Linked DNA regions of Homo sapiens: region 2 is linked to region 1. Evidence: chromatin contacts called from ENCODE Hi-C or POLR2A ChIA-PET data. All regions are on one chromosome and are shown on one strand. The core of a region is the stretch at or near the end of the contact, and the rest is flanking DNA. Distances in the headings are between cores, read along the strand shown.

Region 1 (5,058 bases), core at 1,043-3,542:
GCTGTGAGAGTAAAACACACACTGGATTTCAAAGACTTAGTTCAAAAAATGAATAAAAAATATCTCATTAACAATTATTTTATGTTGATTACATGTTAAAATGATAATATTATGGACATACTGGGTTTAATGAAACACTACTATTATAATAAATATAATAGTATTCATTTTCTTTTTACCTTCTTTTTTTTTTTTGAAATGAGGTCTCACTCTGTCATCCAGGCCGGAGTGCAGTGGTATGATCACGGCTCACTGCAGCCTTGACCTCCCTGAGATCAAGCGATCCTCCCACATAAGCCTCCTGAGTAGCTGGGACTACAGGTGTGTACCATCATGCCCAGCTAGTATAATTTTTGTATTTTTAGTAGAGATGGAGTTTCATCATGTTCCCCAGGCTGGTCTCGAACTCCTGAGCTCAAGCTCTCTGCCTGCCTTGGCCTCCCAAAGTTCTGGGATGACAGGAGTGAGCCACCACGCCTGACCTCTTTTTACTTTCTTAATATGACTCCTAGAAAATTTTAAATTTCCTGTGTGGCTTGCATTATATTTCTGTTGGGTAGCACTGTCCTAGAGGTGTATAAGCTAGTAAATAATACATATATTAATATAATACTTCATAGTGATGAATGCTTTGAAGAAAGTGAACAGGACAAGAAAATGGAGCCATATGGGAGGTGAGGGCTCTGGCAGTATTTCATAAGGGGCTTCCATGGAAGTCTTTTCTGAAGAGGTAATATTTGATTATCCAAAGATGCAAGGTCGGGCATGGTGGCTCATGCCGGTAATCCCAGCATTTCGGGAGGCCAAGGTGGGCAGATCACCTGAGATCATGAGTTCAAGACCAGCCTGGCCAATATGGCAAAACCCCGTCTCTACTGAAAATACAAAAACTAGCTGAACATGGTGGCACATGCCTGTAATCCCAGCTACTTGGGAGGCTGAGGCACGAGAATCGCTTGAACCTGGGAGGCGGAGGTTGCAGTGAGCCAAGATCACGCCACTCTGGCCAAAAAAAAAAAAAAAAAAAAAATGCAGATAAATCTTGATTCCTAGAGAAATTGCTTAGACTCTGTTTTTTCATTGTGTCACCAGCTAAAATAGTCAACGAATAATCATAGAGAAACTGAGGGGGTTAAAAAATGTGGAAATAGTTTGTACCTTCTTCTGTGATGGCCTGACAGGCTTACAAGCCAGGAATAATTATTTTTCTCTTGTAAACAGTCAGCAAATGTTCAGAGAACCATCTTATTTAGGCACAAGTAATAAAAATCTTACAAATAGATTTTTCCTTCCCTGTAGCTATTTGTAGCTACATTATCCGTTTTTATTTATTTCTGATAAAACAACACCCATGTCTGATGATGGAGGGGGGTGGGGAAACCATAAGCAGAACTTCATGTTCCTCAAGGGTCTAGCTTAATTCCAAACAATAATTGTGTTTCCTGTCTCAGCAGGATAAATGTACAGCACAGGAAATTCTGTATAGAGTGGGCAGAGGCACTTTTCAAATTTCCCATATGAAGAGTATGCTATTATTGGAGTAGGGTAATTTGAGCACCTCTCACAAGTATAGTATAAAAAGTTAAACCCAGATTAGAGAGTTCTGCCCAGGGGAAACGAAAGTAAACAAAAATTGAAGCAGTGAACTGTTGAAACTCTAAATGCCGTTGAACTTTGAGCATGAAGAAGCCCTCCAAACAGCCCGTGCACACAGTCAGAGAGCTGTTGTTAACTCAGATTCTATCATTTACAGGTGCCCCATGTTCATGACATGTTAATTAGGCTTGACAATAAACTCAGCATTTGTTTCATATTAGAACAATGAGATTTTATACATGACTCAAGGGCTATATTTAGTGAATTCAAATCCAATAAAATAAATTATTTCAATGCTTCTACATTCATATTTGGGAACCCTAAGTATACCACAGATCATATCATGCTGTTGACACCAAACCTCACGCACCAAAACCTTGAAATAGACCAGATAACCTAAACTGTGGGAATTAGGACTGTTCCTACCACTTAAGAAAGAGTTCTCCTGCGTTTGCTATATTTCCAGAACTTGGCTTTACATGAATCAAAGACATGAGATCTCTTCCCCCATTCTCCACTTACTCCCCAAATGAAAAGAAAATGAAAGAAAGGCCAAAGAGTATTTTCTTTATTTTCTAAAATTATTTCCAACTTTTCCTAGTGACTCTTAAAAATAGAAATGTGGCCAGTGGCTTACTGGTCGGATCCTGAGCCGATGATTCATTGCCATGAGACGTTATTTCGTGAGACATTCTCTAAGGGAATCCAGGGAAAGAATTCTGTCCTAGTCACTCACATATTATGCTTTTAAGAATGAGGTGTGGCCAGAGTTCTCAGAGATCCTTGAAGAGAAAATTATTTTCATTGTTTTTTCTGTTTGTTAGCACTTTAAAACTTAAAAACAGTTGGGATAATTCTACTCACTGTGTGGGGGACAGCATGGTGTGTTTGAAGACGTGCCCGGAAGAGCACAAAAAGTGACTCTTTCTCTCCCCCATACCACACACTCAAATATATGTCACCTCTCTATCTCACTCACGATTCACGCATCTGCAAAAGTTCACAGATAGCAAATTGGCTCTCCAATCAAAATAACAATGCCAGTAAAGAAACCTCAAAGGGTCCAGAAACAAACATTCAAACAACAGGGTCCTACGAAAATTTCATTAGAGAGGAAATAGGTCCTTAGAACAGAACAAAACTAAACAGAAACTCTGAAGGAAGATGAGAAAGAATACTATGAATGTGGTTAGCTAGAAAGCTATTCAACAGCTTCCTTGCTTCCCTAATATCCAGCTGCAGGAATATGCCAAGGGGAGAAAAAAAAATCTTTCTTAGTCCTACTAAACGTAGGAAAAGTGCTATTCTGACTCCAAAGCTGAGCTGTAGATGGCAGTGAGTGGGTGGGAAGGGAATGTGAGCCGTCCCTAACAACAACAGAAAGCCTTCTGCTAGTATCCGTTCCCAAACTATAAACACTCAGAGACTCCTCGCCAAGCACATAATAAAAATTTCACCTCCCCCCCCAACCATGGTTTCCTGTAGTTTGTACTATTCAAATGCAAATTGTGATGAATATCAGCGTGGACTCTCCAACTTAAAGAACTCTGATTTTTTTTTTCATAAGTATCCAAAGCTTCCCACTGAGAAGAAAGCATCATTTAGGAGATACTCAACTGGTTGAGAAATATATGTGCTTATTTTAGAATTGGCACAAGAATATGTAAAATGATCCACTGATAATGATCACCCTAAGGGATGTCACACCCAAACGCCTATTTTTGCAAACAGAAAAGGAACAAATACAGCATTCTTTACTGAAAACTCTAAAGGAGATCCTGCACCATAAATTACAGACCTAATCTAAGAGTCAAGCAATGTTTACTCTAAAAGGTGACATTCCGAAATTTTCCTACAATCGGATTAGATGGAAGAGCACATTGTCTTTCTTTCACTTGGGAAGTAAGCCCTACCATAATTCTCTTTTAAGGGATGAATCATAGAGCCCCCACATCTGACAATGGATTAAGTCATTTGTTTTGTTTCTGGGATATATTCTACCCTTCACTACAACTGGGATCTACAATTTGTTCTAACATTTTCTGGCAATTTCTGATTTGTTCAGACAAAGACCAGAAGCTTAAGTCCCACGGAATTAACTGGTTGGATTATTACCAAGGTGGAACAGAGCCAGAAGGTTGAGAACATACACATCGTGTGCTCTTGGGACATAATATCTGCCTTCGCAAGGATGGTATCATTTCTCAGCCTCTCACCCACCAGTTAGCTCAACGAACTGGAAATGTTTTTCTTTCCTTTCCCTTTTTTTTCCCTAATTTTTTAACAGCAGGAACAGAATAAACTGGTAATAAATCAGGCAAGCAATATTTTTTTTTTTGCTTCTTGGAACATACTAGAAAATAATAGTAACTTATTTGTTACAACACTTATATCTCTACATTAACCAACAAGCCAAAAAGAAGATGAAAGAAAAAATTAAGAAGAGACAAAGAGGGAGGAGGATGGGGAGGAAGAAAGAAGGAGGGAGGGAGGGACAGAGGGAAGGAGGGAGGGAGGGAAGAGGGAGGGAAGAAGAAAGGAAGGGAGGAAATTTTCTGATTCTAAAAAATCAGAAGTCACCAAAGTAGCTTTCATATTCAACTAATTGAAGAGTATGTTTAAATAATATTCCATTTGCCTAGTACTTCACAGTTTCACATACATCAGCAATTGGTTGCCTGATATCATTTATCATCTTTTATACTGGAGGAAACCAATGATTTCAAAGATTAAATAATTTAAGAATGATCATGTACCTAGTACAATATTGAGCCAAAATAAAACTTGGTATTTCAGTCTGCTATGGTTTGAGTGTTCGTCACCTCCAAAACTCTTGTTGAAACTTAATTGCCGATGTGGCAGTATTGAGGGGTTGGACCTTTAAGAGGTGATTAGGTCACAAGGGCTCTGTCCTCATGAATGAATTAATTCTTTCATGGATTAATGGGCTAATGGGTTGTTATGGGAGTGGAACTGGTGTCTTTATAAGAAGAGGAAGAGAGACCTGAGCTAGAATGCTCAGCCTTTGTGCCATGTGATCATGTGATGCCCTGTGCAGCCTTGCGGCTCTGCAGAGGCCCCATCAGCAAGAAGCCTCTCACCAGATGACTCTCCTCAACCAGCTTCTAGAACTGTAAGGAGTAAATTTTGTTTCTTATAAATCACCCAGTTTCAAGGATTGTGTTACAAGCAATGAATCAGACACAGTCTTAGTTAATAGTTAATAGTAATAGTTAATAGTTTTCATCATGACACTAGAGAGCTTTCATTTATTCTGGTTCTGCTACGATACTTACATTAATCTCACATTTTCACAGGTATTTCCCAGTTTTTATGAACCCTCTCCCAAAATTATTTTGTGAGAAATTAAAGCACTGCACAACGTTGCAGCCACTGAAATTGTTCATAGTACAGATCGCATCTGTAGATCCATCTCCTTCTGCTTTGCTCAGAAAACACATT
Region 2 (5,058 bases), core at 1,413-3,912, 190 kb before region 1:
TGACCATTTTTTATGCAACTGAGTATTCCCAATGCCTAGCACAATGGCTGGCACATGTTGGCATCCAATAATGTTTGTTAAATGAACCTGACAAGAATAAGGGTGGTACACGTCATGGTTCAACTTTTCAGACTGTTAGGATGTATTATTGCAACGTCATTATCTGCTCTGCCTAACACAAGTTGAAATAGAAAGTCATTGCAAAATATGTGGTGTATACGATTTCACTTAAACTTTAGAATCATAGTACAAGTCTACATTTGTACTATCTACTTGGTATTTTAAATTTGGTCTTTAACATGTCATGGCGTTAATCCATTGAAATATCTAGTAAATTGTTTTTTGCAATTAATTTGTAAAATAAATTTTGAGTTATCATTCCCTCTGGTATTGTCCCATCTGACTCGCCCCCTCAGAAGTTGTAACGGCTATAACTTATCAAGTTTACTAAGTCACGGAGAGGTAAAGTAACTTGTGCAAATCATAGTGCTAGAAAGTGGCAGGGTGGAAATTGGTCACCGATGCCCACACACTTAACCACTGTGCCTATAGGTTCAAAGAGATGAAACACTTTAAAACTTTTGAAACATCTTATATCTTTAAAAAATTCTAAAGTTAGTTGTATTAGTCAGGGTTCTCCAAAGGGACAGAACTAATAGGATAGACGTATATGTGAAAGGGAGTTTATTAAGGAGAATTGCCTCACATTATCACAAGGTGAAATCACACTATAGGCCGTCTGCAAGCTGAGGAGGTAGGAAGCCAGTAGTGGCAGAAGTTCAAAAGCCTCAAAAGTGTGGAGGCCGACAGTGCAGCCGTCAGTCTGTGGCCAAAGGCCTGAGAGCCCCTGGCAAACCACTGGTGTAAGTCCAGGAGTCCAAAGGCCAAAGTACCTGGAGTCTAACGTCCAAGAGCAGGAAGCATCCAGCACAGGACAAAGATGAAGGCTGGAAGACTCAGCAACCCAGCTTATCCCACCTTCTTCCACCTGCTTTGTTCTAGCCATGCTGCCAGCCGATTGGAAGGTGCCCACCCACATTGAGGGTGGGTCTTCTTCTCCCAGTCCGCTGACTCAAATGTTAATCTCCTCTGGCAACACCCTCATAGACACACCCAGAAACAATACTTTACCAGCCATCTAGGCATCCTTCAATCCAATCAAGTTGACACCTAATGTTAACCAGCGTGATAGTACTTTCCAAGTTGGTCTGTGGAACGTTAGTCCAATAAGATGGGCCTAGAAATAGGGCTCTGCTATGGAATAGTTTCAGAAAATCTATTTGCTTTATAGTCTCTACTGAAGATTCACAATGGACATCCACCTACTAAAGGCTCTGAGAAGTCCTGCAGCAAGCACGCCTGTTTCACTTTGTTTAACCAAGTGTTTCTCAAACTTAATCATCCATGTAGCTGTTGGGCCTCTAACAAGGTAGCTCAATTTTCCAAGGAATGGTTCTTCTAGAGAACGTTGAGCTAGGCATTTAGACCAGAAGTTGTATGATGTTGGCTGTGGGTTTGAAGAAGTAAAATAAAATAAAAAACATAAACCAGAAGTTGAAAACTAGCCATCTGTAGAAGGCCTCTAGCCAGAGATGCATCTTACTTGGCCTACATAGTGTTTTAAATAATATTTTAATTAATTAATTATATTTTTGAATTAACAAAGTTGATGATATTTTAAAGCAATAATATGTCAATACAATTCTATATTTCAGACTTCCCCATAATGGGTAGTTTTGCCCTATATTTCCAGACAGAATGTGAGTTGTGACTGTCCCTTAAGATGGGGCACCCACTCTCCAGTTCACCAAATGATTCCCAGCAGCGCAGCCATGTAGGTTGTCCTTCGTCATAACACTTGCATTGGTATTTTTCTTGGGTACAGTTGAGAATCAAGTAAATACACCCATCATGGACCACTTTACTTCCTTCATCCTTCATAGCACTTATCAGAATTTGAAGCTACTTAGATGACCATCTGTCATTCCAGCCTGAGAGTCAATCAGGCAGCCAGTGTTAAGCAATATATAAAAGGGGTGGGAGGCTGGGCGCGGTGGCTCACGCCTGTAATCCCAGCACTTTGGGAGGCCGAGGCAAGTGGATCACGAGGTCAGGAGATCGAGACCATCCTGGCTAACACAATGAAACCCCGTCTCTACTAAAAATACAAAAAATTAGCCAGGCGTGGTGGCGGGCGCCTGTAGTCCCAGCCACTCGGGAGGCTGAGGCAGGAGAATGACAGAGCGAGACTCTGTCTCGAAAAAAAAAAAAAAAAAGTAAGTGGATACTTTCATTTATTCATGCAACAAATATGAGTATTTCCTTTGTGCCAGGAATGATTTTAGATTCCCCAGCAGGTAGAACAGTGTACTTCATGGGAGCTTTCCTTCTAGTGGAGAGACCAACAATTTAAAAAAGAAAGAGAATTAACAAGCAAACACTTCCAGAGTTTAGAAAGAGCTCTGAGTGAAATAAACAGAGTTTTGAGATAGAAAGTAGACAGGAGAGTGAAAATCACAACTGGGTGAGGAACAGAAACAGAGAAGTGTTTAAACAGTCAGTGAATAGCATGTGACTTTTTCTTTCTTTCTTTGCACGGGCCAAACAATTCTTAGAAAGTCTGCAACCTAATTCTGGCAGCATTCAAAACTGTTTTCTCGCTTTGGGGAAGTGTTTGTTAAATAGATGACGAATGTGTTCTAGGCTGTGGATTATTAGTTTTTTGTATTTAAAGGCAGGTTTTCTGGTGTGGTTTTTGTTTGTTTTTTGTTTTTGTTTGTTTGTTTTCCGTAACATTGGGTATTTTTCCTTTAGTAAATGTGAAATGCTGTCACCAGTCTGGAAGGTTGTGCTTGTTAGGAACTAATCATGGAACAGAAGAATCTTCCACAAATCCCTTTTGCCCAGTGTGGCTTACCCTGGGAATCACTCTTCACTCACTCTGCCTGCAGCAGTATTTTTCCATTTTAAATCACACATATTGGCCGGGCGTGGTGGCTCACACCTATAATTTCAGCAGTTTGGGAGGCTGAGGCAGGAGGATCACTTGAGACCAGGAGTTCAAGACCAGCCTGGCCAACATGGTGAAACTCCATCTCCACTAAAAATACAAAAATTAGCCAAGCATGGTGGTGCACGCCTATAATCTCAGCTACTCAGGAAGCTGAGGCATGAGAATCGCTTGAACCTGGGAGATGGAGATTGCAGTGAGCCGAGATCGCACCACTGCACTCCAGCCTGGGCAACAGAGCGAGACTCCACCTCAAAAAAAAAAAAAAGAAAAGAAAAAAAATCACACATAAGGGAACTATACTTAAGAGTGTGCCAACTCATGTGTCCTTAGGACTATCCCCAAAGCAAAGCCTGCTGCCAAAAGGGAAACAAGAGAAGAACATTTTATTGCTTAATTCTCTACCCACATTTTACTTGCCATTGGAACTCAAGTTGACAAATTCACTTACCCCTCAAGCAGAGGAGTTGCTGAGGGAGAAAAGAGAAAATGTACACTAGCTTTATATGGGAAGCAAGTGTGCGTTGCTTTCTTAGATAGATTTCTTTCCCCCCTCCCCCTATGTGAACAACAGACAATGCTTTATTTAATCTTACAAATGTAACATCTCCACATCAGTTAATAACTATGGATTAATGATGATGTACCATGCTAAGGCCCTGGGCTAGACTTCTGCTACCCCCGTGTGAGATGAGCCTTAAGTATCCTGAGGTTATGTCCACAGGGTAGTAAAACAGGTAGTGATGTTGTGATTTACAGTAGAGAGTATCACACTGGATAATTGGTCCAACCCGGCTTGGTTCAATTAGTATAAGCAGCTGAAATTAACATTGCCTCTCTCTTCCCCAAAAGAGGAAGAAAAATGGCTAAGTGGAACATTTTTATATCTGTGTTATCCAGACTCAATTTCCATCTCAGAAAAGATGCCAGAGGACAATGGAAATCTAGATTTCTTGGTTTTATATTTTCATGTTATTTTATTTCCCTCTGAAGTCTTAGATAATTTCTTAATCAACTACCTGGACCACTAAGAAGCTTGTTTCCACCGTGGCGCTTTGGCAGTATGCAATTTTAAAGTCTTCAAACACACATGCTTTCTGAATGAGCAAATCTGCATTTAAGAATTTATTGATTGATAGGTCAGGAGGGTGACTATAGTTTACTGTACATTTCAAACTAGCTAGAATAGAATAAGTCGAATGTTTTTAGCATGAAGAGAAGACAAATATTTGAAGTGATGAATATCCCAAGTACACGAATTTGATCTTTACAAATTACATGAATGTATTAAATTATCACACGTACCCCAAAATTATGTACATCTATTATGCATCAATAAAAAATGTTTAAAAATAATGTATTGAGAACATGATCAATATTTTATGCATGGGGCTTTAAAAAATTTCCAGTATTGTCTGTAAGAAAAAAAGCTGAAATGATCCAATAGGTCTTTCATATTGATTGTGGCACACCCTTACACTAGACACCGTAAACGAGGGTGACATAAAAATAGAATTGGTCAGGTGAAGAAAGTGATAGTATAATGTTAAATGAGAAAAGCAGATTTCAAAATAGCATGCAGAAGAATCTCCTCTGGGTAAAAATGATCTCTGCCTTCCTGTGCCATAGCTCTGTCATCCCACCCAAAGAGCAGCGTGGAATAAAAAATTGCAAATTGTTGACAGCAGTTGACTTTCAGTAATAGAATAATCGATGCATTTCGTTTTATTCTTTGTTATCTGTATTTTCTCTTTTTTATAAAAGGAGCACTGTAGTGAACCACCAATCTAACTAAAAGTAAAAAAATGCCACCATCTAGGTAATTTCTCGATTCCTCCTCTAGACTGCATTAAGAGGCTGAGGATTCCTGAGCTGTGTTAATTAGAAATTGCCACAGGCTGCTAGCAACAGTTCAACAAGAGGTTATTTTCCTCTAACAATAATTTCCAAACTATGCCACCCAGAGCTTATGTGACAATTCATTGTTCAGAAAGAATAACAACTTTTTAAATATACTTATAGCTAATGTGTAATCATCTCCAGCAGGA

The links. Hi-C counts contacts between places; a loop is a spot of excess contacts on that map. ChIA-PET counts read pairs that join two places held with the same protein, here RNA polymerase II (POLR2A). Pooled maps may share reads with other maps.
Region 2: a loop to region 1 is called in a map with no recorded cell type, with 3 times the contacts of the local background. The contact joins two enhancer-like sites. A Hi-C loop is called at or near these places in 5 of 37 single-sample maps with no recorded cell type and 3 of 50 pooled maps. POLR2A ChIA-PET finds 5 or more read pairs at or near these places in 1 of 52 experiments (Caco-2).

Annotation. Positions count from the first base shown.
Region 1 is chr20:53,826,790-53,831,847 of GRCh38, reverse strand. No RefSeq gene overlaps it. Among named protein-coding and RNA genes, the nearest start is that of BCAS1-AS1, 86 kb to the left of the region's middle. RefSeq lists a cis regulatory region at 1,669-1,682 and enhancers at 1,604-1,748, 3,015-3,124. Within about 2 kb of position 2,292, at least 29 of the 41 ENCODE cell types and tissues checked have a DNase peak (open chromatin) inside an H3K27ac peak, as active enhancers do.
Region 2 is chr20:54,015,620-54,020,677 of GRCh38, reverse strand. The region is part of intron 4 of BCAS1 (brain enriched myelin associated protein 1); the gene reads left to right. Among named protein-coding and RNA genes, the nearest start is that of MIR4756, 50 kb to the left of the region's middle. Within about 2 kb of position 2,662, at least 3 of the 41 ENCODE cell types and tissues checked have a DNase peak (open chromatin) inside an H3K27ac peak, as active enhancers do.